Regions from separate parts of the Homo sapiens genome. Here region 2 is linked to region 1. Evidence: chromatin loops called from intact Hi-C (ENCODE). Cell type or tissue: heart right ventricle. All regions are shown on one strand. Each heading gives the region's core, and the rest is flanking DNA. Links, peaks and the distances in the headings are about the cores only.

Region 1 (14,940 bases), core at 2,833-10,832:
CCCAAGTAGCTGGGATTACAGGTGTGCACCACCACGCCCGGCTAAGTTTTGTATTTTCAGTAGAGATAGGGTTTTGCCATGTTGGCCAGGCTGGTCTCGAACTCCTGACCTCAAGTGATCTGCCCGCCTCAGCCTCCCAAAATGCTGGAATTACAGGCATGAGCCACTGCACCTGGCCTCGGTTTGTTTTTTTGTTTCTTCTTTTCTTTTTTTTTACACAGGGTCTTGCTGTGTCACCCAGGCTGGCGTGCAGTGGTGAGATCATAGCCCACTGTAGCCTCCAGCTCCAACTGGTTCAAGCGATCCTTCTGACTCAGCCTCCCAAAGTGCTGGGATTACAAGCATAAGCCACCATGCCCAGCCTGTTTTTTCTTTTTTAGGAATAACGTCTAACGTTTTCTAACATTCAGTAAGGGACAACCCCTGTTCTAAGTACTTTGCATAGTTAGATATTAGTGCTGTCTTTGTTTTGCCAGAGAGAAAATTGGGACACAGAGAGGTTAATTCTCTTGATGAAAGTCACACAGCCAGTGAGTGAAATGAACACACTCAGTGTGGCTGAAAGGAGACAGACAGCATGCCCTGGGATTCTGCATCAGGTGCTCAGAAAGAGGCCTTCGGGGGGCAAGAGGGCTCTCAACAGGCAGAGGAAACCATCTGCACAGCGGTGGGATGGTGCGGACTGCTGAGGGAACAGGAACAGTTCCCTTGGAAGGAACAGAATAAGCTGAGGGATCCAACAAGAAACAAAGTTGAGACCGATTCGTGAAGGGCCTTGAATGCCAAGATAAGGAGTTTCAGAAGTCAGGATGGGGGTGGTGGCTCATCCCCGTAATCCCAGCACTTTGGGAGGCCGAGGCAGGCAGATCACTTGACCCCAGGAGCTTGAGACCAGCCTGGCCAACGTGGTGAAACCCCCGTCTCTACTAAATATTCAAAAATTAGCCAGGCATGGTGGCACATGACTGTAATCCAAGCTACTCGGGAGGCTAAGGAAGGAGAATCACTTGAACCTGGGAGGCGGAGGCTGCAGTGAGCTGAGATCACGTCACTGCACTCCAGCCTGGGAGACAGAGCGAGACTCCATCTCAAAAAAAAAAAAAAAAAAAAATAGAAGGGAGTCGGCAGAAAGCCAGGGAGGGGCTGGGGTGACATGCTGTTGAAGAATGCCATCCCAGTGGGCCGGTGGTGGTATCTAGGCAGGGAAGGGACTGTCCCAGTAACTCAAGGGTCTGAGCTCATAGGACCTGACCTGGGACAGTGACTGAGGATGGAGAGAATTTCAGGCAGAAGGGACAGTTTTTGGTGAGTATTTGTCATATTGGCTACCATGCATTGAGCACTCTTCATGCTAATTTGTTAAATCTTCATCATAACTCTATGAGGGACTGTATGTGCCCAGTTTGCATGGGAGAAACAGAGATTCCATGCAATCAAGTGCCTCGCTGAAGGTTGTAACATCTAGAGCTGGGACTAAAACCTTCTCACTCCACATCGCCACAGAGTAGGAAAGGCAGGGGCTGGCGGTGGCACATGCCTATAATCCCAGCCCTTTGGGAGGCGGAGGCAGGTGGATCTCTTGAGCCCAGGAGTTTGAGACCAGTGTGGGCAACATAGTGAAACCTTGTCTCTACAAAAAAATTAGCTGAGCATGGTGGTGGTGCCTGTAGTCCCAGCTACTCAAGGGCGCTGACATGGGAGGGTTGCTTGAGCCTGGGAGGTGGAGGTTGCAGTGAGCTATGATCACACCACTGCAAGCCAGCCTGGGTGACAGAGTGAAATCCCATCTCAAAAAAAAGAAAGAAAGGAAGAAAGAAAAAGACAGGGGCTTCGGGGAGGGCATGGGCACTGGCGAATGGCAGGGTGGAACCTGAAGCCATCTGGTTTTCTAACCTGGGCACTGGGGAGTTGGTGGTTTGTTGACTCTGATGGAATTGGGGGTCATGTTGGGGAGGAGACATGCTCATCTGTGTTGAGCTGGAGGGGACATGGGCTATCCATGGTGGCTGTGTCCTGCCCAGAGCTAGCCATGGGAGCCTGAGTCCAGTTGGAGGTAGGAAAGTCAGAAAAAACGGCCGCCTCGGAGCTGGCCCTGAGATGGTGAGTGGGATTTGTGATAGGGCCAAGACGAATGAAGGGAAGAACTTTGGGGACCCCTGTGTCTGCGGTGAGGGGGGAGATGGAGCCTTGGGTGATGGAGAGAGGGTCAGGAGTAGAGCCACAGAAGCCACAGGAGGGAAGCCGTGTTACAGGATGGGTGTACCTGGCTTTGGAGTGGCCTGTCCCAAATCACTCACCAGGAGAGGGGTGAGTCCCCAGGTCAGGGCAGTAAAGAGGAGGCATGTTTGTGCTGTCCCTGGTGTAGTGAAACTCAAGAAGGAAGCCAGGTGCAGTGGCTCACGCCTGTAATCCCAGCACTTTGGGAGGCCAAGGCAGGCAGATCACCTGAGGTCGGGAGTTTGAGACCAGTCTGGCCAACATGGTGAAACCCCATCTCTACTAAAAATACAAAAATTAGCCGGGCCTGTTGGTGGGCGCCTGTAATCCCAGCTACTCAGGAGGCTGAGGCAGAAGAATCGCTTGAACCCGAGAGGCAGTGATTGCAGTGAGTCAAGATCGCGCCACTGCACTCTAGCCTGGGTGACAGAGCAAGACTCCATCTCGAAAAAAAAAAGTCTCAATATGGGGAAAGATCCACTAGAAGTAAGAGCCATGGCTTCTACCTCGTGGCTTGTGGGTGTGATACTCCCAACAGTCCCCAAAGCTGGTGGTCCTCACCGCGTGACAGTGAGCAGAGCAGCTCAGAGGGGGTCACTGCTCACCTGGGTGCATGGCTGACCACAGCCAGGCTGGCTCTCAGTGGGATGCCCAAGGTGCTAGACTCTGCTTAGTCTCCCTCGGGCCCTGGGCTTGAGGCATTGGGCCCGGCCCAGACCTCATTTCATGCACTGAGACCTTTGTTCCAGGGCCCCTCACCCCTCTGAAGGTGTTCGGGCAGGGGCAATGTGATAAGGCCATGAGGGGTCTGCAGCCTCCAGCCCCACTGGGGAGGTGGCCAGTGATTTCCACTTTCCTGGCCCCTCTGCATGCCCCTCCCAGTGGAACTTCCTAGGGTCCCTGAGTCAGTCACTTGCAAATAATTATGGCGTGCCCACTCTGCATTAGGCCCCTCTCACAACAACCCAGTAAGGGGGTGCTATTTATTTATTAAAGCGATTTTTTTTTTGAGTCTCGCTCTGTCGCCCAGGCTGGAGTGCGGTGGCGCAATCTCGGCTTACTGCAAGCTCTGCCTCCCGGGTTCACACCATTCTCCTGCCTCAGCCTCCCAAGTAGCTGGGACTACAGGCGCCCACCACCACACCCGGCTAATTTTTTTTTGTTTGTTTGTATTTTTAGTACAGACGAGGTTTCGCTGTGTGAGCCAGGATGGTCTCGATCTCCTGACCTCGTGATCCGCCCACCTCAGCCTCCCAAAGTGCTGGGATTACAGGCGTGAGCCACCGTGCCCGGCAATATTAAAGCGATTTTAAGGCCAAGGCTGGTAACTCACGCCTGTAATCCCAGCACTTTGGGAGGCTGAGGCAGGAGGACTGCTTGAGGCCAGGAGTTTGAGATCAACCTAGGCAACATAGTGAGACTCCATCTCTACAAAAAAATTAGCCAGGCGTGGTGGTGCGTACCTGTAGTCCCAGCTACTCAGGAGGCTGAGATGGGAGGATCATTTGAACCCAGGATGTCGAAGCTGCAGTGAGCTGTGATCACGCCACTGCACTCTGGCCTGGGCAACAGAGCGAGACACTGTCTCAAATTTTTAAAAAGCGATTTTACAAATGAGGTGCAGAGTTCAGTCACTTGCCAAAAGTCTCACAGCGCGTGAGGAGTAGAATCAGGACTCGAACCGAGGCAGCCTGGCTTCAGAGCCTACAGTGTAACCACAGCTTAGTCCCACACCTCCCAGACCAACAGGGTCCCTGCCTTCTAGTGGGCAAGACACTCAGTGAACAAATGTAGTGTCAGGTATTGGGGGACAGCACTCTCAGGAAGTGATGTTTAAGGGACAGAATTGAAGGGAGCAGTGTTTAGAGGATGTCGGGGGTAGGGCCGGTGCATGTGCAAAGGCCTTGGGGTGGGAATGTGCTTGGCACAACTGAGGACCACAAAGCCAGCGTGCGGGAGTGCAGTCAGTGGCCAGGGGTGCATAGAGCCTTGTGGGCCCCGTGGAAGGTGCCGTTGGCTGTACAGCTTTTTTTTTTTTTTTTTTTTTTTTTTTTTGAGACAGAGTCTCGCTTTTGTTGCCCAGGCTGGAGTGCAGTGGCGTGATCTCAGCTCACTGCAACCTCCGCCTCCCGGGTTCAAGCGATTCTCCTGCCTCAGCTTCCTGGTAGCTGGGACTACAGGCGCCCACCACCACACCTGGCTAATTTTTGTGTTTTTAATAGAGACGGGGTTTCACCATGTTAGCCAGGCTGGCCTCAAACTCCTGACCTCAAGCGATCTGTCTACCTCAGCCTCCCAAAGTGCTGGGGTTACAGGCATGAGCCACTGCGCACAGGCAGCTGTGCATCTTTGAATGTCATAACCTGAGCATCTGAGAGCTGCTCCTGTCCCCTGGCCCCTGCTCTTGAGGAAGTCCCACGCTGATAGGACAGACAGGGTCATAAGTGCTGTGATGGGGGCCTGCAGGCTGCTGGAGGGCTCAGCCGGGACCAGATGCTGCCCCTCTTTGTAGAGTGGGACAATTGCTGCAGGCCCATGGGACCTCTGGTATTAGCCCTGAGGGTTGTCACTCCGGGGCCTGCCCCTTTCTGTGTTCTGACCTCCCAGCCCCTTGCAGGCCCTGCCTCCCGGAAGGTTATGACCAGGCTTGGACTGGTCCAGGCTTCCCTTTGGCTCACATACTGCCTCTGCGAGGTCCCCTCCAGGAAGCCTCCTGTGCACAACCCCCAGGGCTGCCGCATCCCTGGTAGCATCTCCTTGGCAGCTGGGTGGGCTGGCCCTGGGCAAGGAGGGCTGAGCATGCTGCTGGCCTGTGGGGTTGGAGCAGCGGCGGGATGCAACCTCCCTTTCTTCAGGGGACCTTTTTGGCGAAGACAAACTGTCCATAGGAAGTCGACCTCTGTTCCCTTGGGGGCAGCAGTGGAAGAGGCAGCTGCTTTTGAGCTTGTCCCTGTCCCCAGAGAAGCCTGAGGCCTTCAGTGCCGTTGCCAGGGCCGAGGCTGAGGAGCCTACAGCGTGTGTTCAGGACTGAGGGCCAGGGACGGGCCACAGGCTCCCTGCCTGGGGTCCAAGCCTAGATCGCTCGCTCCCCACCCGCACCAAAGCCCAGGCAAAGGGTGCTTCAGCCACTTCCTGTTGCAGGCTCAGACCAAGTCCCCTGGCACCCACGCGGCTGCAGCCTCCTCCTGTGCGCTGCAGCCACGCTGGCCCCACCCTCTGCAGCCTCCAATCCTGAGCCCCTGAGGGAGGATGGGGAAGCAGCTGGTCTGGCCACCCCTGCCCTCCCTTAGACCTCCAGAGCCCCCAGTGTAGCCACAGAGGATGCTGTTGGCTTCAGCCCCAAGAAGACGCCGCTTCCTCCAGAGGGCTAAGTAAGTGGGAATCCCCCTCCCTACTTGTCCTGGGCTCCAGGCAGGGCCCCTGGTGTAAGGCCTGGGGCTGGAAGCCGACCCACCTAGGTCCAGGCTCTGGGGCAGAACTGAAACTCCTTGGTTACTGTCGGCTGCAGCCTGGGAGCAGGCCACTGCCAAAGCTGTGGGTCCTTCCAGGACAGTCTCCCCATGAGGCCGGTCCTCCACCTGCTGTTTCTTCACACCTGGTGGCCAGGGATGTGGCCCTGGGTAGAACGATGATTCTCCACTCCTGTCATTATGGAAGCCACCGCTGTCTCCCAGCCCAGCCAGCCACCTGGGCTGCAGAGCACCCCTTTCATGCCCTCCGGGTGCCTCCCCCTTCTCCTGCCCCAGCCTGGCTTTGTCCTACCCTGCTCTCAGGGAGGGGTACCCTGGAGTGGGGCCAGGGCATGGCTCTCCCCCGAGGGAGTTCCTCTCTGGCTGTCCCCAGGGCAGCTCTGCACAGCCTCAGTACCTGGCGCACCTCCCTTGACATCCTTCTTAGGGACAGTCAGGCACTCTGTGTGGGGCACTCAAGAGAGCCAGGCCCGTCAGCCTCTAGCTCCTGCCAGAATGCAGGCCTGAGGGGTGAGGGGCGGGGCAGGGGCAGGGACAGGAACTCCGGCGTGCTCTCCATCCGCAAAGGTTCACTGAGGCCCCGAGCCCCAGCCACTGAGCCACCAAGTCAGCCTGGGCCAGGCCTGGGTGCCCTGTCTGCAATGGAGGCAGAGACGGGGTCTCGGGGCAGTTCTGAGGATGCTGGGTGCACAGCGGGGGCCTCGCCGGCAGGAATCACTTATGCTCTCTCCTGGGCCAAGCTTTGTGGATGCCCAGCCTGGGGCCGCGGGGAGCTGGCAGGTCAGTGGCAGACACTGGTGGGCAGACCTAGTGTCTGGTAGAACAGGCATCAAGGAAGTGGTGACCGGAGGGAAGCCAAGTGCACTCAAACCCTCGGGTGAGTCATCACCGCCGGGTCTTTCACAGCTGCTGAAAGTGAGCAACAGTGATGAAGGTTTGTGAGTTTCTGCGTGAGCGAGTGAATGGACCAGTAGCAGTTTCCAGGTTGTGGAAGAGCGTTCCCTCCCCGGGATGGGGACACTTGGTTACAGCAATTCCTAATCCCCCACCCACCCACCGCCCACTGCAGAGGTATGCGGGGGCCCTGCTTCCTGCAGGCAGGAGTGAGGGGCACTCCTGTGATGTGGCACCCCTGTGACCGAGGTCATGTGTGATCGGTGTAAGGGCAGGAAGCGAGTCATTGGTCTGCACCAGGCGTGGGGGCTTCTGCGAGGGCAGGACCCAAAGTCGGCCTGGCCTCCCGGCTGCAGCACTCCTTTCCCTTTCGAATTAGGTTAGAGCCCTGGGACGGGAGGTGCCCTGTAGACCACCCCCCTCACCAACTTCCGTCCTCCGCCCCACCCCCGCGGTGATCCGGTGAACTGCCGGCCCCCTGCTGTGCACCGAGTGGGGCAGTGACCCTGACGTGGCGTCTCCTGCCGCCCCTGCCACCGCCACCACCTCCGGTGGCCCAGCCTCCGCATTCCCCACCCCCATGGAGGAATGCACCAGGCCTCCCTTCCTGGATGCACCCCTCACCCACATGCTTCCAAACCCTGGCATTTTCTGCTCCCCCTTTACTCCCACCCCTTCCCCTAGGCTCCCAGACAAAGGGGAAGTGGCTGGATCCTCTTAAAGGGACAGTGTCCCACCAGCTTACTGCTGAACTCCCCTCCTCAACCCCAGTTCCCTAGTTACAGTTAATTAGCATTAGCAGACAGCCCATGAGTGATACCCATGCAGGCCCCAGGCTGTGGAGAGTTTCCTGGGTAGGAAACAGCCCTTAAGGTCCCTCATCTCATCCAGGTCCCAGTCTTTCCTACCTGCCTCTCTCCTAGATTGTGGCCCTTTGGAGCCTGGTTCTTCTGTCCCTGTGTGACCGACACATAGCACCCAAACAGTGGCAGAGCGGGACGGACCCCCTAGCCTGTTCTCTGTGTGGGTCTGTACCCTGACCCAGACATGCCCCCCCACAGCAGGACCCAGGGGGGCACATGTGTGCCTGCGGGTTCACTGGGGCACCCGCATTTGGTTTATTTTATTTTTTAGAGAGAGGGTCTTGCTGTGTCACCCAGCTGGAGTGCAGTGGTGTAATCATAGCACACTGCAGCCTTCAACTCCTGGGCTCAAGCGATCCTCCCTCCCCAGCCTCCCTAGTAGCTGGGAGTACAGGACCCACTGTATCCTGGCTAATTTTTTAATAATTTTTTAAGAGATGGGGTCTTACTGTGTTGCCCAGGCTGGCCTCAAACCTCTGGCCTCAAGTGATCCTCCCACCTTCGCCTCCTGAAGTGCTGAGATTACAGGCATGAGCCACCATGCCCATCCCAGACTGACATTTCTATATTTGTTCATCCTGGCTGGGCAGGGCTGCTGGTCCCCACCCCACCGGGATGCTTGGCTGGGAAAAAGCCGGGAATGTAGGTCTAACCCTGGCCTGTGTTGTGGCACCTACAGCCTGGCATTCCTCCCCATCTGCCCTTCAAGGCCCCACCAACCAGGCCTCCTTGGTAGCCTCTAGTGAGGAAACAGGCGAACCGTGGCTTTGATGACCCTGCACACCTGGGGATTCTCCTCTATTTTTCTTTTTCTTTTTTTTTTTTTTGGAGACAGAGTCTCACTCTGTCGCCAGGCTGGAGTGCAGTGGCACAATTTTGGCTCACTGCAACCTCTGCCTCCCAGGTTCAAGCGATTCTTCTGCCTCAGCCTCCCGAGTAGCTGGGATTACAGGTGCCCACCACCATGCCTGGCTAGTTTTTGTATTTTTAGTGGAGACTGGGTTTTGCCATGTTGGCCAGGCTGGTCTCAGACTCCTGACCCCAAGTGATCTGCCCACCTCGGCCTCCCAAAGTGCTGGGATTACAGGTGTGAGCCACCGCTTTGGGAGGCCGAGGTGGGCGGATCACGAGGTCAAGAGCTCAAGACCATCCTGGCCAAGATGGTGAAACCCCATCTCTACTAAAAATACAAAAAATTAGCTGGGCATGGTGGTGTGTGCCTGTAGTCCCAGCTACTCAGGAGGCTGAGGCAGGAGGATCACTTGAACCTGGAAGGCAGAGGTTGCAGTGAGCCGAGATCGAGCCACTGCACTGCAGCCTGGCGACAGAGCAAGACTCCGTCTCAAAAAACAAACAAAAAGAAAACTTGTTCTAATTCTTACAAAGGTGCCTGTAGCCGAGGCAGGGGCCCAGGTGAGGTGGAGGAGGGCGGGAGTGGACGTCTCAGCCCGGCCCCTCTCCTGCAGGTGTTGTGACTGCAGTGCCTCCCTGTCGCACCAGTACTATGAGAAGGATGGGCAGCTCTTCTGCAAGAAGGACTACTGGGCCCGCTATGGCGAGTCCTGCCATGGGTGCTCTGAGCAAATCACCAAGGGACTGGTTATGGTGAGCGCCCCCTGCCTTGCACACTCACCTGGGGTGGGGGTATCCAAGCAGACCCCATGCTCCAGGTCTCTCTCCCATCATTGTCTCTCCTGGTCTCCTTTTTGCTGGTCTTTGGAGCTGCTTTCTGAGCCTGACTGTCTGTCTGTATCCCTCAGCGCCCCCATCTATGGAGCCAGCTCTGTCCAGGAGCTCAGCAGCTGGCCAGCCGGGTCCCTGCAGTTGTTTTTTTGGTGACACCCTTGGAAGAGGCCTAGGGGAGGATCTGTGGGGGTTGTTGGGTCTGCTGAGCTGGGCTGTTCCCTCCTCACCCCCGCACCAGGTGGCTGGGGAGCTGAAGTACCACCCCGAGTGTTTCATCTGCCTCACGTGTGGGACCTTTATCGGTGACGGGGACACCTACACGCTGGTGGAGCACTCCAAGCTGTACTGGTGAGTGCCTTGGCCCCTCCCTGAGCCTAGGAGGCCCACCTGTGTCACAGATCTGCAAGGGTGCTGACTCTCCCACACCCGGGCCTCCTGCCCTTTCCCATGGGGTGAGGTTTGTTGGGGCAAATGTTCATATCTCCTTTCCCATCCCGGCATGGAAACAAGTGAGAAATAACACACAGAAGTCAGTGTGAAAAAGCCTCAGACGGCCAGGCATGCTGGCTCACGCCTGTAAACCCAGCACTTTGGGATTCCGAGGTGGGTGGATCCCTTGAGGCTAGGAGTTCAAGACCAGCCTGGCCAACATGGTGGAACCCCATCTCTATTAAAAATACAAAAATTAACCAGGTGTGGTGGCGGGTGCCTGTAATCCCAGCTACTCAGGAGGCTGAGGCAGGAGACTCTCTTGAACCTGGGAGGTGGAAGTTGCAGTGAGCCAAGATTGCACCACTGCCCTCCAGCCTAGGCAACAGAGCAAGACTCTGTCTCAAAACAGAAAACCTCAGACGTCAGCTTTCTTACTGGCCATGACTGCAGCATGGTGCTGGCACAAACCACCAGAGGTGGGGTGGATGCCACAAGTTAAGGACACCATCCCCAGCATAACTGCTCCCTCTTTAGACACCAGCCACAAGTTCAGGGGTCCCCAACCCACTCACACTTCTGACCGACTGGCTACAAATTCAGGGACTCCCAAGACCCTGCCAAGTTTGATCGTTTGCTAACAGACTCACAGAACTCAGGAAATCCTCCATTTTTATCCCAGTTTTATTATGAAGGACACAGCTCAGGTCCGACCAAATGAAGAAGCATCTCCCCTCCCTCCCCTAGCACATCAATGTGATCACCAACCAGGAAGCTTCACTGAGCTTCAGCAGCCAGAGTTTTTATTGGGATTTCATTACATCGTCATGACTGATTGAGTCATTGGCCGTATGATCAAGCTTAGTCTCTAGCCCCCGTTCTTGGAGGTCAGGCTGGATGAAAGCTGCAACCCTCTTCAAATCACATGATGTATCTTTGCGGGGCTGAGTCATCTCATTAGTATCAACTCAGGAATAGTCTGAGGGGCTCATGAATAACAAAGATACCCCATTCCAAGGACTTAGAGTCTCCCTCCCAGGAATCAGGACAAAACCCAGACAGATTCTTTCTTATACAACACTGATCAAGCTGGATTAGAGGACAACGTGGCTTGATCCCAGATGGGCTTTTAATGACTTCCTCCTGAACTGGATTTATCCTCAGGCCTTGTCCTGGCCGCCTTACAGGATCACAGCGAGTAGACAGACCCGAATGACTCAGAGGGACGAGGGCTGGCTGGGCACGCACAGTTCCTGCTCCCAGTTCCATAGGAAGAGTGAAAGAAAAGAAAGCTGGCCAGGTGCAGTGGCTCACCCCTATAATCCCAGCACTTTGGGAGGCCAAGGCAGGCAGATCACCTGAGGTCTGGAGTTTGAGGCCAGCCTGGCCAACATGGTGAAACCGTCTCTACTAAAAATAAGAAATTAGCCAGGCATGGTGGTGCGTGCCCGTAATCCCAGCTACTCAGGAGGCTGAGGCAGGAGAATCGCTTGAACCCAGGAGGCGGAGGTTACAGTGAGCCAAGATCACACCACTGCACTTTTGGACAATTGCTAGCTTTCCTTTTCTTTTGAGACAGAGTCTTGCTTTGTCACCCAGGCTGGGGTGCAGTGTTGTAATCAACAGAGTGAGACTCCATCTCAAAAAAAAAAAAAAAAAAGGAAGGGATTGGGGGAAGAGCCTGGGGCTGGGGGCTGCAGAGATGCTGAAATTGATGACGCCCTTGACACTCTTTTCTTCCCACCCCGGCGGCTCTTGCAGCGGGCACTGCTACTACCAGACTGTGGTGACCCCCGTCATCGAGCAGATCCTGCCTGACTCCCCTGGCTCCCACCTGCCCCACACCGTCACCCTGGTGTCCATCCCAGCCTCATCTCATGGCAAGCGTGGACTTTCAGTCTCCATTGACCCCCCGCACGGCCCACCGGGCTGTGGCACCGAGCACTCACACACCGTCCGCGTCCAGGGGTGAGTGGCCGGCCTGCCGAGGCTGCCGTCGGTGTGGCTATGGCTGTTGATGTGGGTGGCAGAGTCTGGCACTGGGGGCCCTGAAAATGAATGGGCGAGTGTTTGGGTACAGATGGGGCCCAGTTCTGACAACCTGGTTTGCCAGATTTCTGGCCCAGTCATTCCTCTGAATACCATTACAAATGCCAGATACAATAAAAAGACATTTTCAACCGGGCATGGTGGCCCACACCTGTAATCTCAGCACTTCGGGAGGCCGAAGTGGGTGGATCACCTGAGGTCAGGAGTTCGAGACCAGCCTGGGCAATGTGGTGAAACCCCGTCTCTACTAAAAATACAAACGTAGCCAGGCATGGTAGTGTGTGCCTATAGTGCCAGCTGCTTGGGAGGCTGAGGCAGGAGAATCACTTGAACCCAGGAGGTGGAGGTTTCAGTGAGCCCCGACTGCCATTGCACTCCAGGCTGGGCAACAAGAGTGTAACTCTGTATCAAAAAAATAAAAATAAAAAAAACACACTCAAAAAATAAAAAGACATTTTCTTTAGTCCATGTCTGATCCAACAAGAAAGAGGAGGAACCAAGTCAAGAATGAGTGAAGAAGCTGGGCGCAGTAACTCACACCTGTAATCTCAGCACTTTGGGAGGCCAAAGTGAGAGGATCACTTAAGGCCAGAAGTTTGAGACCAGCTTGGGCAACATAGCGAGACCTGCATGTCTACAAAAAAAAAAAAAAAATTAAAAATTAGCCAGGCATGGTGAAATCACTGAACACATAAAGGCTGGGCATGGTTGCTCACACTTATAATCGAAACACTTTGGGAGGCTGAGATGGGAGGATCACTTGAGGCCAGGAGTTCGAAACCAGCCTGGGAAACATTGTAGTCACAGCTACTTGGGAGGCTGAGGCAGAAGGATCTCTTGAGCCCAGGAAGTGGCTACAGTGAGCTATAATTGCACGACTGCACTCTAGGCTGGGCAATGGAGCAAAACCCTGTCTCAAAAAAATGGGGCAGGGCTGATAAAGATTAGATTACTGTGTGACTTTGAGCAGCTGCTTTCTCTCTAGGCTTTGGGGGTCTGTTTGAACAATGAGGGAGTTGGATACCTTGGAGCTTTCTAAGATTTCTGTGGCGCCTTTATTGACACCTTGAGAAGTAGCATGCAGTGTTTCTACTTTTGGGCAATTGGTCACTTCTTTTTTTTTGAGACAGTCTCACTCTGTCGCCCAGTCTGGGGTGCAGTGGTGTGATACCAGCTCACTGCAACCTCCACCCACAAGGTTCAAGCAATTCTTGCACCTCAGCCCCCTGAGTAGCTGGGACTACAGGTGACCACATGTGGCTAATTTTTGTATTTTTAGTAAAGACAGGGTTTCACCATGTTGGCCAGGCTCGTTTCAAACTCCTGGGCTCAAGTGATCCTCCCTTCTCGGCCTCCCAAAGTGCCGGGATTACAGGTGTGAGCCACCGTGCCCGGCCCAAGTGCTAGCTTTCTCTCTCTCTTTTTTTTTTTTTCGAGACGGAGTCTCGCTCTGTCGCCCAGGCTGGAGTGCAGTGGTGTGGTCTCGGCTCACTGCAAGCCCCGCCTCCTGGGTTCACGCCATTCTCCTGCCTCAGCCTCCCGAGTAGCTGGGACTACAGGCACCTGCCACCATGCCCGGCTAATTTTTTTTTTATATTTAGTAGAGACAGGGTTTCACCATATTAGGCAGGATGGTCTCGATCTCCTGACCTCGTGATCCGCCCGTCTCGGCCTCCCAAAGTGCTGCGATTACAGGCATGAGCCACCACGCCCGGCCCTACCAAGTGCTAGCTTTCATTTGACGCAGTGAATGTTTCTTGTACACCTGGCAGGTGCCTGGCACTGCATAGGCACTGTTGAGATGTGAAGGTGGCCCTGGGGACAGAAAATTATACTGGGCTTGACTGTGTGTCTCCATCCCTTGACATCAGCCAAGCCAGCAGCTGCTTTACATACATGATGAGCAGACAGCTGCTTGAAAGAGATGAGGAAACTCCCAGACCAACGGCTCTTACCAGAGGGCCAAGGGAGGTCCCCACAGAGTCAGAGGCTGCAGCTGGTCCCTGAAATCCAGGCAGAATTTTAGAAATGAAGACAGTCAGCTGGGTGCAGCGGCTCATGCCTGTTATCTCAGCCACTTCGGAGGGCTGAGGTGAGAGGATTGCTTGAGCCCAGGAGGTGGAGGCTGCAGCAAGCTATGATGACACCATGCATTCCAGCTTGGGCGACAGAGCGAGACCCTATCTCTAAAATAAAAATGAAGAAGACAGTTAATGACGTCTCCTCCCTGTCTGCCTCACTGGGTAAGCATTCGCCCAGCCAACATCTGGAACATCCCAGTTCTGCAAAGAGCCACACCCTTCCCAGAAAGAGCCCAACTTGCCAAAGATTTACTTATTTGTTTTAAACTGGTTTTAGTTGACCGCTTTTCATTTTGTGTATAGCAGCGTTTTAAGGAAGGTCTAATTTATCCAGGCCACCTGCTGCTTTAGCAAACCAAGGGAGAGGATGTGAGATTCTAAGGAATTTACATATGTATGTCATATATATATATATATATATATAGACACACAATTTTTTTTTGAGACAGGGTCTTGCTCTGTCATACAGGCTGGAGTGCAGTGGCACAATCATAGCTCACTATAGCCTCAGATGCCTGTGCTCAAGCAATCCACTCACCTCGGCCTCCTGAGTAGTGAGACTACAGGCACACACCACCACACCCAGCTAATTTTTTAATTTTTTGTAGAGACTGAGTCTTGCTGTGTCGCCCAGGCTAGTCTTGAACTCCTGGGCTCAAGCAATCCTCCCACATTGGCTTCCCAAAGTGCTAGGATTACAAGCGTGAGCCACTATGCCTGGCTTATTTTTAAGGTTATATGCATGCAAAGCCTGTATCAATGAAAATATTTTCTTTGGTTTTTTTCAACTTTTCATCTTCGCATTTTGCAGATTTATAGAAAATTTGCTAAAATAATAAGTCCATTGAATACATACACACCCTTCACCAAGGTTCACCAATTCGTAACTGCCATATTTGGGAGTTATATGTGTGTCTCTCTATATATACATATATGGATACAGATACATATACATGTTTAGTGACTTGTTTATATTTGTACATACATGTACATGTTGTTATTTATTGATCGTTTGGGAGTAAGTTGCAGGGATCATTGACTCCCCCACAATTATGCTAGATATTCTCAAAAGAAGGACCTTCTCTTTTTTTTTTTTTTTTTTGGAGACAGGGTATCACTGTCATTGAGGCTGGAGTGCAGTGATGCGATCACAGCTCACTGCAGCCTCAACCTCCCAGGCTCAAGTGATCCTCCCACCTCTGCCTCCCAAGTAGCTGGGACTACAGGCACGGGCCACCACGCCTGGCTAGG
Region 2 (14,940 bases), core at 3,951-11,950, 64 kb after region 1:
GCCTCCCAAAGTGCTGGGATTACAGGCGTGAGCCACCGCGCCCGGCCAATTTTTTGTATTTTTAGTACAGACAGGGTTTCACCATGTTAGCCAGGTTGGTCTTGATCTCCCGACCTTGTGATCCGCCCGTCTTGGCCTCCCAAAGTGCTGGGATTACAGGTGTGAGCCAGCACGCCCGGCCCTGGCTAAGTCTTAGACTTTTGTTTCCCCAACGTCTAACACAGTTTCATGGCCCATAGAAGATACTGAGTGCATGAATGAGGAATGCACGAATGACTCTTGGCAGACACTTCGTGGTCAGCATAAAAGAGGGAGAAAGCTGGCTGGGCAAAGTGGCTCACACCTGCAATCCCAGCACTTTGGGAGGCCGAGGCCAGTGGATCACGGGAGGCTGAGGCTGGTTCAAGACCAGCCTGGCCAACGTGGTGAAACCCATCTCTACTAAAAATACAAAAAATTAGTTGGGCGTGATGGCAGGCGCCTATAATCCCAGCTATTCAGGAGGCTGAAGCAGGAGAATCTCCTGAACCCAGGAGGCAGAGACTGCAGTGAGCTGAGATCGTGCCATTGCACTGCAGCCTGGGCAACAAGAGTGAAACTTCGTCTCAAAAAAAAAAAAAAAAAAGGGGGAGGGAGCGGATAAAGCTTATCTTGCATGTCTAATATATGATCAAACTAGATGGTACCCGATACAGCAGAGCACATAGTAATTGCTCGAGAAAGGTCATTATCCAGCAGAGCACAGTGGTTCATGCCTGTAATTCCAGCACTTTGGGAGGCTGAGGCAGGAGAATCATTTGAGGCCAGGAGTTCAAGACCAGCCTGGGCAACATTATGAGACCATCCCCCATCTCTACAGAAAAGTTTTTACAAATTAGCTGGGCATGGTGGGGTGTGCCTGTAGTCCCACCTACTTGGGAGGCTGAGGTGTGAGCATCACTTGAACCCAGGAATTTGACGCTGCAGTGAGCTGTGATTGCACTGCTGCACTCCAGCCTTGGTGGCAGAGTGAGACTCCAGATAAATAAATAAATGGAGGAGCTCACCACCATCCCCATGGGCTGAGCCAGGCTCGCACCACTGCACTCCAGCCTGGGCGACAGAGCGAGACCCTGTCTCAGAAAATAAAAAGAATTTTTTTTTTTTTTGAGACACAGTCTCGCTCTGTCGCCCAGGCTGGAGTGCAGCAGTGTGATCAGGGCTTACTGCAGCCTTGCACTTTTTGATGTTGTTGTTGTTCTTAGTTTCTTTGTTTGTGTTTAACGCTAAAAGATATTCTCCAGCAGAGAGCTGGTGCCATCAACAAGGAAAGAGAAAAAAGGAGAAGGGGCTCAAGTACTTGATACTTGATCACAGTCACGATATTCTCTAACAGAGAAGGCAGGGGCTTGATTTAAATAAGGCCGGGCACGGTGGCTCACGCCTATAATCCCAGCACGTTGGGAGGCTGAGGTGGGCAGATCACCTGAGGTCAGAAGTTCAAGACCAGCCTGGTCAACATGGCGAAACCCGTCTCTACTAAAAATACAAAAATTAGCCGGGCGTGGTGGTGGGCGCCTATAGTCCCAGCCATTCGGGAGGCTGAGGCAGGAGACTTGCTTGAACCCAGGAGGTGGAGGTTGCAGTGAGCCAAGATCGTGCCACTGCATTCCAGCCTGGGCAACAGAGTGAGACTCTGTCTCAAAAAAAAGAAAAAGAAAAAAAGAAAAAAATTTTAATACAAAAACAGCAATGACTGATTTTATGGAGAAGGCACTGGCCAGGAACAAATTCCCATTCCCACCCTTGAACCCTCCAAGAAGCTGGTGGTTGATAGCTTGTCGGTAGTGCTGCTGTCCTTTCTTCAGCCAGGGAGGGGTTCACAAAGTCGAGTGTGAGGCTGGAGCCCTCCTTACAGCTCTCATATTCCCTCTTACCAGCCCCTGTCCTCACATGGCTGCAATCTGCCCAAGCATCACACCCTTCCTTAGTGTCCGCAGAGAGCCTGCGGGGAACGGACAAGATCAACCCTGCCCCACAGGCACTCCCGATCTGTTTGGCAGGTCAAAAGGAAATCCATATGGCCCTTGAGAACTTGTTGAGGGACAATAGTTGTCACTGGGAAGGGGAATTGGATGGCCTGTTGCCCAGAGTATGCGGGAGACAAACTTTATACCATATACCCCTGGAAGGTTTTTGTTTTTTTTTTTTTTTTAGAGACAGAGACTCACTCTGTTGCCCAGGCTGGAGTGCAATGGTGCGATCTCGGCTCACTGCAACCTCCGCCTCCTGGGTGCAAGCGATTCTCCTGCCTCAGCCTCCTGAGTAGCTGGGATTACAGGCGCCCGCCACACCCATCTAATTTTTGTATTTTTAATGGAGATGGGGTTTCACCATGTTGGCCAGGCTGGTCTTGAACTCCTGACCTCAAGTGATCCCCCGGCCTCGGCCTCCCAAAGTGCTGGAATTATAGCTGTGAGCCACCGTGCCTGGCCTCATGGATAGTTTTTGAATCTTGCATATTGTGCAAGTAAACTTACTTTTTTTTTTTTTTTTTTTTTTTGAGATAGAGTCTTGCTCTATTGCCCAGGCTGGAGCGCAATGGCGCGATCTCGGCTCAGTGCAACCTCCACCTCCCGGGTTCAAGCGATTCTCCTGCCTCAGACTCCTGAACAGCTGGGACTACAGACGTGTGCCACCACACCCAGCTAATTTTTGTATTTTTAGTAGAGACGGGGTTTCACCAAGTTGGTCAGGCTAGTCTCAAACTCCTGACCTCGTGATCTGCCCGCCTTGGCCTCCTAAAGTGCTGGGATTACAGGCGTGAGCCACCGCACCCAGCTGTAAACTTACTTTTAAAAATAAAGGCTGGGCGCAGTGGCTCACACCTGTAATCCCAGCATTTTGGGAAGCCGAGGCGGGTGGATCACATGAGGCCAGGAGTTCAAGACCAGCCTGGCCAACATCTCTACTAAAAATACAAAAAGTAGCCTGGTGTGGTGGCACACGCCTGTAATCCCAGCTACTCGGAGAGACTGAGGCAGGAGAATTGCTTGAACCGGGGAGCCAGAGGTTGCAGTGAGGCGAGATTGCGCCACTGCACTCCAGCCTGGGCAATAGAGCCAGACTCCATCTCAAAAAAATAAAATAAAAACAACAGGCCAAGCCCAATGGCTCACGCCTGTAATCCCAGCACTTTGGGAGGCCAAGGTGGGTGGATCACCTGAGGTCAGGAGTTTGAGACCAGCCTGGCCAACATGGAGAAACCCTCTCTCTGCTAAAAATACAAAATTAGCCGGGCATTGTGGCACATGCCTGTAATCCCAGCTATTCGGGAGGCTGAGGCAGGAGAATCACTTGAACCCGGGAGGCGGAGGTTGTAGTGAGCTGAGATCGCGCTACTGCACTCTAGCCTGGGCAACAAGAGTGAAACTCCGTCTCAAAAAAAAGAAAAAAAGTCGTCCTGATCCTACTCAACTTTGTGCCCCACCCCCAAACTGGAAACGGGCAAGGCCTATTCCAAAGCCCTGAGGCTTCCTCTCCGGCCTGGCTGACCTCCAGGCTGGCTAATCCATTCATCAGCCACTTCCTAGGTCCAAATTCAAGGTATGGAATCCAGGCCAACCACTTCCTTCTATCTTGACCTCCACCAAGGACCTGGGAGACCTGGACAAGGGCAGGGTTAGAATGCAGGTTCCACGCCCTGGGATTAGGCTATGACCTGAGCCGTCCCAGCTACTAGGGCAGTGATGAGTTCCTCCTTCCTTTCTACGGCTGCCCTGTCCAGTATGAAAGCCTCTAGCCACATGTGGCTACTTAATCTTAAATGAAAAGTAATTCAAATGAAATATAATTGAAAAGTCAGTTCCTCAGTCACATTGGCTACATTTCCCAGTGCTTGATAGCTCAGCGAATAGCTCCCTGTGTATTTCTGATTTTGCATGCAAAATAATCTGGTCCAGGTGTGGTGGCTCACGCCTGTAATCCCAGCACTTTGGGAGGTCGAGGAGGGCGGATCACATGAGGTCAGGAGTTCGAGACCAGCCTGGCCAACATGGTGAAACCCTGTCTCTACTAAAAATACAAAAATTAGCTGGGTGTGGTGGCACACACCTGTAATCCCAGCTGCTCAGGAGGCTGAGGCAGGAGAATAGCTTGAACCTGGGAGGCGGAGGTTGCAGTGAGCCGAGATTGTGCCACTGCATTCCAGCCTGGGCAACAGAGCAAGAGTCTGTCTCAAAAAATAAACAAACAAACAAACAAATAATCTGAACATTTTCCCATCACAAAATCCTTAAAATGGTCAATAAAATGTAAGAAAAATTTATTTCGGCCAGGCGCGGTGGCTCACGCCTGTAATCCCAGCACTTTTGGAGGCCGAGGCAGGCGGATCATGAGGTCAGGAGATTGAGGCCATCCTGGCTAACATGGTGAAACCCCGTCTCTACTAAGTACACAAAAATGAGCCAGGCATGATGGCGGGTAGCCTCCGGCTACTTGGGAGGCTGAGGCAGGAGAATGGCGTGAACCCAGGAGGCGGAGCTTGCAGTGAGCCGAGATTGCGCCACTGCACTCCAGCCTGGGTGACAGAGAGAAATTCCATATCAAAAAAAAAAGAAAAAGAAAAATTTATTTCAAATTCACAGCTGCATTTCCAAGAAAGAAAAGGAAATCTCCAAAGGCAGAAACGAGAAAAGACTGATCCATGCAAAGAACAACTGGTGAGCTCTCATTGCTTCTGCCCCGGAGTGAGGATGGGGTGAGCAATCGGGGCTTATGTTTTGGTTATTTATTTATTATTATTATTGTAAGACAGGGTCTTGCTCTGTCACCCAGGCTGGAAGGCAGTGGCACAACCATAGCTCACTGCAGCCTCGAGCTCTTGGGCTCAAGTCATCCTCCTGCCTCCGCATCCTGATTAGCTGGGACAACAGGTGTGCACTAGCACAACTGGATAATGTTTTAAAGTTTTTGGAGAGATGGGGGTCTTGCCATGTTGCCTGGGGCTGGTTTTAAACTCATAGTCTCAAGCAATCCTCCTGCCTCTGCCTCCCAAAGTGTTTGGATTACAGGTGTGAGCCACCGCACCTGGCCAGGGCTTGTGTTTTATTTTTTATTTATTAATTAATTTATTTTTTGAGACAGAGTCTTGCTCTGTCCCCCAGGCTGGAGTGCAATAGCGTGATGTCAGCTCACTGCAACCTCCGCCTCCCGGGTTCAAGTGATTCTCGTGCCTTGGCCTCCTGAGTAATTGGGATTAGAGGGATGCGCAGCCACGCCCAGCTAGTTTTTGTATTTTTAGTAGAGATGGGGTTTTATCACGTTGGCCAGGCTGCTCTTGAACTCCTGATCTCAGGTGATCCACCTGCCTTGGCCTGCGAAAGTGTTTGGATGACAGGTGTGAGCCACTACACCTTGCCAAGGCTTGTTTTAAATCCCATGTGGGGTACGGGAGACAAGCGGAGGCCCACCTAAGGTACAGAGTTAGAACTGAGATCACTTCATCCTTCAGGAGCCACACCTTCACCAAAAGGACTGAAACCGTCCCCACAGGGTTGACAAGAACTGCACGCCCGGTTCCGGACAGAAATATTGTTATAATTAGCATCCTTCAGGCTGCACTTTGGCCTACTTCGTTGTTGCTAAATGTCACGTAGCACTAGTTCCTGACCATTGCATCCCATTGTTCCTACAGACAGGATCTCTGACACTAGGATCATAAGGCTTACTGTAAAGATTGCTTAAGATGTTTTTCAGGCCCCAAATTCCTGTGAAATAGCTAATACCAACCAGTTTGAGGATCCCCACAGAGAAACGGTATCAGCATAGAACACAGCTTCTTCCTGGGCTGGGGGCAGTGGCTCACACCTGTAATCACACCACCTGGGAGGCAGAGGTGGGAGAATTGTGTGAGCCCAGAAGTTCGAGACCAGTCTCTGCAACACAGCCAAGACCCTGTCTCTACCAAACAAACAAACAAACAAAAAAATCAGCTGGATGTGGTGGTGCAAACCTGTAGTCACAGCTACTTGGGAGGCTGAGGTGGGAGGATCGCTTGAGCCTGGGAGGCAGAGGTTTTAGTGAGCCGTGATCACACTACTGTACTCCAGCCTGGGTGACAGAGTGAGATTCGGTCTCAAAAAAAAAAAAAAAAAAAAAAAAAGAAAAGAAAAGAAAAGAAAAATTAGCGTGGTGACACATGCCTGTAGTTCCAGCTACTTGGAAGGCTGAGGTAGGAAGATCACTTGAGCCCAGGAGATTGAGGCTGCAGTGAGCTAAGATTGCTAAGATCGCGCCACTGCACTTCAGCCTGGGTAACTGACTGAGACCCTGTCTCAAAAAAACCAACAGAGGCTGGGCATGGTGGCTCATGCCTGTAATCCCAGCACTTTGGGAGGCCGAGGCGGGCAGATCATGAAGTCAAGAGATCGAGACCAGCCTGGCCAACATGGTGAAACCCAGTCTCTACTAAAAATATAAAAATTAGCCTGTAGTCCCAGCTACTTGGGAGGCTGAGGCAGGAGAATCACTTGAACCAGGGAGGCGGAGGTTGCAGTGAACCGAGATCGTGTCACTGCACTCCAGCCTGGGCGAAAGACCAAGACTCTGTCTCAAAACAACAGCAACAACAAAACACAGCTGCACCTCTCCTTGTCCCATGACTTTACTCTGCACTCTTCAACCAATCAATGACCTCCACACTTCAGCCCACTCCAAGACCCAGAATAGCCCCAGTCCGAAACTCCTGTGGAGGCAGATTTGAGGTTTCTTCCCATCTCCTTGTTTGGTGATTCTATGATGAAACACCTCTTCTCATTCTTATTTATTTATTTATTTATTTGAGACTGAGCCTCGCTCTGTCACCCAAACTGGAGAGCAGTGGCACGATCTTGGCTCACTGCAACCTCCGCCTCCCGGATTCAAGTGATTCTTGTGCCTCAGCCTCTTGAGTAGCTTGGACTATAGGCCTGTGCCACCACACTCTGCTAATTTTTGTATTTTTAGTAGAGACAGGGTTTCATCATGTTGGCCAGGCTTGTCTTGAACTCCTGACCTCAGGTGATCCACCCGCCTCAGCCTCCCAAAGTGCTGGGATTACAGGCATGAGACACTGCACCAGGCCTGAAACATCTCTTGCAACCTGGCATCTGGGCTTATTGACTTGCTGTGAGCATCAGACAACAGATCTATTACAGCTATAGGATCAGCTTGAGAACATGTACCCATCTACACAGAGAAGTGACAAGCAAGCTTATCCGTTTCAGCCTGAGAATTCAAAACTCCTAAGAAAAGGAGAATAGCTTGGAGCAATCTAGGGCCTGTGATGTAAGCAGGTCCAGAAAGACACGTGAATGGGAATTCAGGCATGACCCCCATACCCGCACCAACCCTCTCCCCTACCCTCCCTCCCTAATCCATGCCCAAGGGGCGATTTTTTATTTATTTATTTATTTATTTATTTATTTATTTATTTTTGAGACAGAGTTTGGCTTTTGTTACCCAGGCTGGAGTGCAACAGTGCGATTTCGGCTCACTGCAACCTCCGCCTCCTGGGTTCAACCGATTCTCCTGCCTCCAGCCTCCCAACTAGCTGGAATTACAGGGATAGACCATCATGCCTGGCTAACTTCTTTTGTATTTTTAGTAGAGACGGGGTTTCACCATGTTGGTCAGGCTGGTCAAACTACCTACCTCAGGTGATCCGCCCGCCTCGGCCTCCCAAAGTGCTGGGATTAGAAGGGTGAGCCACCATGCCCAGCTATTTTTATTTTTTTGAGACAGGGTCTCACTCTGTCACCCAGGCTGGAGTACAGTGGCACAATCTCAGCTCACTGCAACCTCTGCCTCTCGGGCTCAAGGGATCGTCCCACCTCAGCCTCCCAAGTAGCTGGAACTACAACTATGCACCACCACGCCTGGCTAATTTTTGTATGTTTTGTAGAGATGGGGTTTCACCATGTTGCTCAGGCTGGTCTCAAATTCCTGGGCTCAAGTGATCTGCCTACCTCGGCCTCCCAAAGTGCTGGCATTACAGGCGTGAGCCACCGTGCTGGGCCTGGGGCAATTGTTTAAAGTCATTTTCTTCCCAAGTTGCTGTCTCATCCATTATCTTTGTTTGTTTGTTCGTTTGAGACAGAGTTTCGCTCTTGTTGCCCACGCTGGAGTGTAATGGCCCGATCTTGGCTCACGGCAACCGCCGCCTCCCAGATTCAAGTGATTCTCCTGCCTCAGACTCCCTCCTAGTAGCTGAGATTACAGGCACCCAACACGACGCCCAGCTAATTTTTTGTATTTTTAGTAGAGAAGGGGTTTCACTATGTTGGCCAGGCTGGTCTCAAACTCCTGACCTCGGGTGATCCACCTGTCTCAGCCTCCCAAAGTGCTGCGATTACAGCTCCATTATCTTTAAATTCTCACAATCAGTGATACAAATAACAATGTGTAGCCAATCAATAGCTCACGTTATTGTCATATAAATTCCTGGTAACTAATTTAGGAAACTGCCTCTTCTTTTCCATTAAAAACCTCCTTGTGTTGGATTCCATGGTTCAGGCCTGTAATCCCAGCACTTTGGGAAGCTGAGGCAGAAGGGGGATTGCTTGATGCCAGGAGTTTGAGACCAGCCTGGGCAACACAGCGAGACCCTATCTCTACAACAAATTAAAAAATTAGCTGGGTGTGGTAGCACATGCTTATAGTCTGAGCTACTCAGGAGACTGAGATAGGAGGATCGCTTGAGCCCAGGAGTTGGAGGCTGCAGTGAACTATGATGGCGCCACTGCACTCCAGCCTGGGCAACAGAGCAAGACCCTGACTCAAAAAAAACCTATTTGTGGCCAGGCAAGGTGGCTCATGCCTGTAATCCCAGGACTTTGGGAGCCCAAGGCAGGTGGATCACCTGAAGCCAAGAGTTCAAGACCAGGCTGGCCAACATGGTGAAACCCCGTCTCTATTAAAAATACAAAAATTAGCCGGCTGTGGTGGCAGGCACCTGTAATCTCAGCTACTCAGGAGACTGAGGCACAAGAATCACTTGAACCCAGGGGGCAGAGGTTGCAGTGAGCCAAGATGGCACCACTGCACTCCAGTTGGGGTGACAGAGCGAGATTCCGTCTCGAAAAAAGAAAACGGCCGGGTGCAGTGGCTCACACCTGTAATCCCAGCACTTTGGGAGGCCAAGGCAGGCAGATAACCTGAGGTCAGGAGTTCAAGACCAGCCTGACCAATGTGGTGAAACCCTGTCTCTACTAAAAATACAAAAATTAGCTGGGTGTGGTGGCTGGCGCCTGAAATCCTAGCTACTCGGGAGGCTGAGGCAGGAGAATCGCTTGAACCTGGGAGATGGAGGTTGCAGTGAGCCGAGATTGTGCCATTGCACTCCAGCCTGGGCAACAAGAGCGAGACTCTGTCTCAAAAAAATAAAGAAAAGAAAAGTAAACAAAAAACAACCTATTTGTAACTGCTGCTTATCAGAGTGTACATTCAGGACAACTGGAATCTATGCTCCCAAGCTGTAACCCTCAAGCTTGCCCCAAATAAACTCTCTCCTTATATAAGTTTGTCCTCATTTATTGCTTTTAGGTTGACACTCCCAACCTTGCATCACATGGTTTCAGATACCTGTTGACTGGACAGGAGTGGTCCAGGAACTCCCTAGTCAACCACTGACAGAAATATTGAGCCCAGTTGTCAGAGGCGTTCAAACAAGAGCAGCTCCATCTTGAATAGGGGCTGGGTAAAATGAGGCTGAGACCTACTGGGCTGCATTCCCAGGAGGTTAAGGCATTCTTAGTCACAGGAGGAGATAGAAGGTCAGCACAAGATACACAAAGACCTTGCTGATAAGACAGGTTGCAGTAAAGAAACCAGCCAAAACCCACCAAAACCAAAATGGTGACAAAAGTGACCTCTGGTCATCCTCACTGCTCATTATACACTAATTATAATGCACTGGCATGCTAAATGACACGCCCACCAGCACCATGACAGTTTACGGATGCCATGGCAATGTCCAGAAGTCACCCTATACGGTCTAAAAAGGGGAGGAACCGTCAGTTCCGGGAATTGCCTACCCCATTCCTGGAAAACTCATGAATAATCCACCCCTTGTTTAGCATATAATCAAGAAATAACCGTCCAGGCACAGTGGCTCACGCCTGTAATTCCAGCGTTTTGGGAGGCCAAGGTGGGTAGATCACTTGAGGTCAGGAGTGTGAGACCAGCCTGACGAACATGGTAAAACCGCGTATCTACTAAAAATACAAAAATTAGCCAGGCGTGGTGGTTGCATGCCTGTAGACCCAGCTACTCGCGGGGGGGGGGGGGGGGGGTGGCTGAGACAGGAGAATTGCTTGAACCCGGTAGGCAGAGGTTGCAGTGAGCTGAGAATGTGTCATTGTACTCCAGCCTGGGTGGCAGAGCGAGACTTCATCTCAAAAAAAAAAAAAGAACCAGAAAAATAGCCAACCAGGCCTGGCACGGTGGCTCACGCCTGTAATCCCAGCACTTTGAGAGGCCGAGGTGGGTGGATCACAAGGTCAGAAAATCGAGACCATCCTGGCTAACATGGTGAAACCCTGTCTCTCCTAAAAATACAAAAATTTACCTGGGCATGGTGGCACACACATGTAGTCCCAGCTACTCAGGAAGCTGAGGCAGGAGAATCACTTGAACCTGAGTGGCAGAGGTTGCACTAAACCGCGATCATGCCACTGCACTCCAGCCTGGGTGATAGAGCAAGACTCTGTCTCAACAACAACAACAACAACAAAAAAGCCAACCACCAACCCTCGGGGCTGCTCTGCCTGTGGAGTAGCCATTCTTTATTCCTTTAGTTTCTTTTTTTTATTGTTATTATTATTATTATTGTTTTTTGAGACAGAGTCTCACTCTGTCACCCAGGCTAGAGTGCAGTGGTGCGATCTTGGCTCACTGCAACCTCCACCTCCTGAGTAGCTGGGATTACAGGTGTGCACCACCACACCAGCTAATTTTTGTAGTTTTAGTAGAGATAGGGTTTCGCCATGTTGACCAGGCTGGTCTGGAACTCCTGACCTCAAGTGATCTGCCTGCCTTGCCCTCCCAAAGTGCTAGGATTACAGGTGTGAGGCACCATGCCGGGCCCCTTTAATTTCTTAATAAATTTGCTTTCACTTTACTGTATGGACTTGCCCCAAATTCTTTCTTGCGTGAGATCCAAGAACCCTCTCTCGGGGTCTGGATAGGGACCCCTTTCCAGTACTACAATCTGATGATTCCAGGCAAAGCATGGAAAAGCTCTGAAGTCGTGTTCTCAACATCGAGGCTGCAATGGATTCTTTTTTTTTTTTTTTTTGAGACAGAGTCTCACTCTGTTGCCAAGACTGGAGTGCAGTGGCACGATCTCAGCTCACTGCAACCTCTGCCTCCTGGGTTCAAGCGATTCTTCTGCCTTGGCCTCCCGAGTAGCTGGGACTACAGATGCGTGCCACCACGCCTGGCTCATTTTTGTATTTTTAGTAGAGACGGGGTTTCACCATATTGGCCAGGCTGGTCTCGATCTCCGCCCACCTCAGCCTCCCAAAGTGCTGGGATTACAGGCATGAGCCACTGCGCCTGGCCAGCAATGGATTCTATTGGAGGAAAAGAAAATCAAGAACCATCCATCCACTTTGATGAGCTCACAGTGAGAAATGTCAAACATTTTGGGGCACAATCCACCAGGATTGAAACTCAGCAAACACAAGAATGAGAAACAGAAGAAGGAGAGGCCCAAAGTGTCCAGAATGTATGATAACCACCTGAAAAACGGGACAAAATAGAGCTATTAAAAATGATTTTATAAGGCCAGGCAAGGTGGCTCACACCTGTAATCTCAATGAAGTGGCATTGTTGTCTGTGGTAAATACCTGAGTTCATTGTCTCACACCAAGAGAGTCAAGGATACACAAGAAGTGAGTTTAACAGCAGAGGTCTAATAGGTGAAACGAAGAGAAAAGGGAATAGCTCTTTCTCCTGCAGAGACAGAGGGGCACTGGAGTGGGTTTTCTGATCTGTGGCCAAGTGCACGGGTTTTATAGACTGACTTGAGGAGGCTGTGTCTGATTTGCATAGGAGCCAAAGGTTGATTGGACCAGGTGTGCCATTTACAAAGCATGTAAAGAAGCTGGCCACTCACTCTAATCTTTTATTTTATTTATTTATTTAGAGACAGAGTCTTGCTCTGTCACCCAGGCTGGAGTGCAGTAGCGTGATCTCCGCTCACTGCAAGCTCCGCCTCCCGGGTTCACGCCATTCTCCTGCCTCAGCCTCCTGAGTAGCTGGGACTACAGGCGCCCGCCACCACGTCTGGCTAATTTTTTGTAGTTTTAGTAGAGACGGGGTTTCACCATGTTAGCCAGGATGGTCTCGATCTCCTGACCTCGTGATCTGCCCGTCTCGGCCTCCCAAAGTACTGGGATTACAGGTGTGAGCCACTGTGCCTGGCCCCTAATCTTTTATTATGCAGATGGAATCTCTACCCGGCGGGTGCCATCTTGCCTGTTCCTTACTACACACATGTTGACAAAGAAAAGGGAAGATGGAGCCGCCATGTTCAACATGCCTGTAAGCCTTTTCCTTTTGGCACAGCTGCAGGCATTCACTTGTGCAAGCTTCCAGCTTGCTTATCTGTGTCTGCAGCTCGATTTTACAGGCTGCTGTTTGTTAGAAAAGAAATTATTTTGGCCAGGCACAGTGGCTCACACCTGTAATCCCAGCACTTTGGGAGGCCGAGGCAGGTGGATCACCTGAGGTCAGGAGTTCGAGACCAGCCTGGCCAACATAGTGAAACTCCATCTCTACTGAAAATACAAAAATCAGCCGGGCATGGTGGCTCATGCCTGTAATCCCAGCTACTCGGGAGGCTGAGGCAAGAGAATCGCTTGAACCTGGGAGGTGGAGGTTGGAGTGAGCCGAGATCGCACCACTGCACTCCAGCCTGGGCAAAACTCAATCTCAAAAAAAATAAAAAAGGACAAGAAATGATTTTGGCACTGCTTTTTATTAAAAGGGAAACCTTACCAAGGACTTTCTTACTCTCCCTGTCTGCCTAAATAATTCCTTTTTAACTCCTGTATCACCAGCACTTTGGCAGGCCAAGCTAGGAACACTGCTTAAGCCCAAGAGTTCAAGACCAGCCTGGGCAATGTATGGAGACCTTGTTTCCACAAAAAATTTAAAAATTAGCTGGGTGTGGTGGTGTGCACCTGTGGTTCCAGCTACTCAGGAGGCTGAGGCAGGAGATCACTTGAGCCAAGGAGTTCGAGGCGACAGCTATGATTGTGCCATTGCACTCGAGCCTGAGCAACAGAGCAAGACCCTATTTCTCAAAATAATAATAATTTATAACAGTGTTTACCTTGGCGGGAAGGAGCATAAGAGAGCCTTCTGGAAGTCCTGATAATGTTCTGTGTCCTGGTGGAGATGCTGGTTACGTGGATTTATTCTGTTTTTTAACACTTAGGGAGTTTGTGTGATGTGTACACTTTTCTGGATGTATGTTGTAACCCAAGGAAGTAACTTAATAACCAATTAAAATAAAAATAGTAAGAAAGAATGAGAACGCTAAAAGAATAAGACATTGTGGGTAGCAGGGGAAGGTAGTTTTGTAGAAAAACTAAATACAACTTTTAAAAATAAAAATGGGCCAGGCACAGTGGCTCACACCTGTAATCCCACCACTTTGGGAGGCCAAGGTGGGTGAGCCACCTGAGGTCAGGAGTTCGAGGCCAGCCTGACCAATATGGGAAAACTACTCTCTACTAAATACAGAAAATTATTACTAAATCTACTAAAACGTCTCTACTAAATACAGAAAATTAGTGGGGTGTGGTGGCACATGCCTGTAATCCCAGCTACTTGGGAGGCTGAGGCAGGAGAATTGCTTCAACCTGGGAGGCAGAGGTTGCAGTGAGCCAAGATTGCACCATTGCACTATGGCCTGGGCAACAAGAGTGAAACTCCATCTCAAAATAAATAAATAAATAAATGAAATAAAAATAATAAAAATGGTGATGAAGGCCGGGCACAGTGGCTCACGCCTGCAATCCCAGCACCCTGGGAGACCAAGGCTGGCAGGTCGCTTGAGCTCAGGAGTTTGAGACCAGTCTGGGCAACATGGTGAAACCCTGTCTGTACCAAAAATACAGAAAATTAACCGGGCATGGTGGTACCTGCCTGTGGTCCCAGCTACTCAGGAGGCTGAGGTGGGAGGATCGCTTGAGCCCCAGAGACAGAGGTTGCAGTGAGTCAAGATCATGTCACGGCACTCTAGCCTGGGTGACAGAATGAGACTCAATCTCAAAAAATAAAAGCATAAATAATAAATAAAACCATTTTTAAAAAACATGAGGGAGCGGGGAAGGAGTCGAAAAACTATTGCTCACTTATCTCTCATGCATTCTTTCTAAAAGAACTGTAGGCCGGGCACAGTGGCTCACGCCTTTAATCCCAGCACCTTGGGAGGCTGAGGTGGGCGGATCATGAGGTCAGGAGTTTGAGACCAGCTTGACCAACATGGTGAAACCCCGTCTCTACTAAAACTACAAAAATTAGCCAGGCATGGTGGTGCACACCTCTAATCCCAGCTACTTGGGATGAGGCAGAAATTTAAAAATAATAATAAGTACTGCATTTATTCACTCCAAGAAAAGTAAAAGCTAAGGCCCAGAATGTGGCAAGGCAAGGGTTAAAAAGAAAAAAAAAAGGAACAAGTTTTCCTGTGCCTTGCCAAGCTCACTTCAAAGACAGTTATAACGCTGTCCAAATAGCCAAGGCCAAAGGAATGGGCTCCAGACAGCGCCCCCTTCCAGAGCAAGGTTGAAGGAAAAAAAGAGAAAGATTCTTTTACTGTTACTCGTTTCCCAGGCTTCTTAAGCATGATTATGTTTTACAAATGTCTGTATTTAGCGAGTTCTTGTTTTTCTTTCAACGCAGCTACAA

What was found. Hi-C counts contacts between places; a loop is a spot of excess contacts. Peaks named below come from ENCODE experiments on the same cell type or tissue, not always from the same donor. Only the 100,000 strongest peaks of a DNase experiment are listed, where the experiment ranks them.
Region 2: it touches region 1 in a loop (2.7-fold over the local background); 2 of 110 quality-filtered maps call a loop at or near these places.

Annotation. Positions count from the first base shown.
Region 1 is chr7:74,087,712-74,102,651 of GRCh38, forward strand. It overlaps LIMK1 (LIM domain kinase 1), which reads left to right. Exons shown (of 16, transcript NM_002314.4): 3 at 8,911-9,049; 4 at 9,369-9,478; 5 at 11,321-11,527. Among named protein-coding and RNA genes, the nearest start is that of LIMK1, 11 kb to the left of the region's middle. RefSeq lists enhancers at 2,423-2,923, 2,924-3,424, 5,080-5,621, 5,545-5,654, 6,315-6,524 and 2 more. In heart right ventricle, for the core only: no CTCF peak of the experiment used is centred there; DNase peaks (open chromatin) are centred at 4,867, 5,195, 5,430 and 6,540; H3K4me3 peaks cover 2,759 bases; H3K27ac peaks cover 3,424 bases.
Region 2 is chr7:74,150,372-74,165,311 of GRCh38, forward strand. No RefSeq gene overlaps it. Among named protein-coding and RNA genes, the nearest start is that of EIF4H, 17 kb to the right of the region's middle. RefSeq lists a silencer at 12,049-12,244. In heart right ventricle, for the core only: no CTCF peak of the experiment used is centred there; no DNase peak of the experiment used is centred there.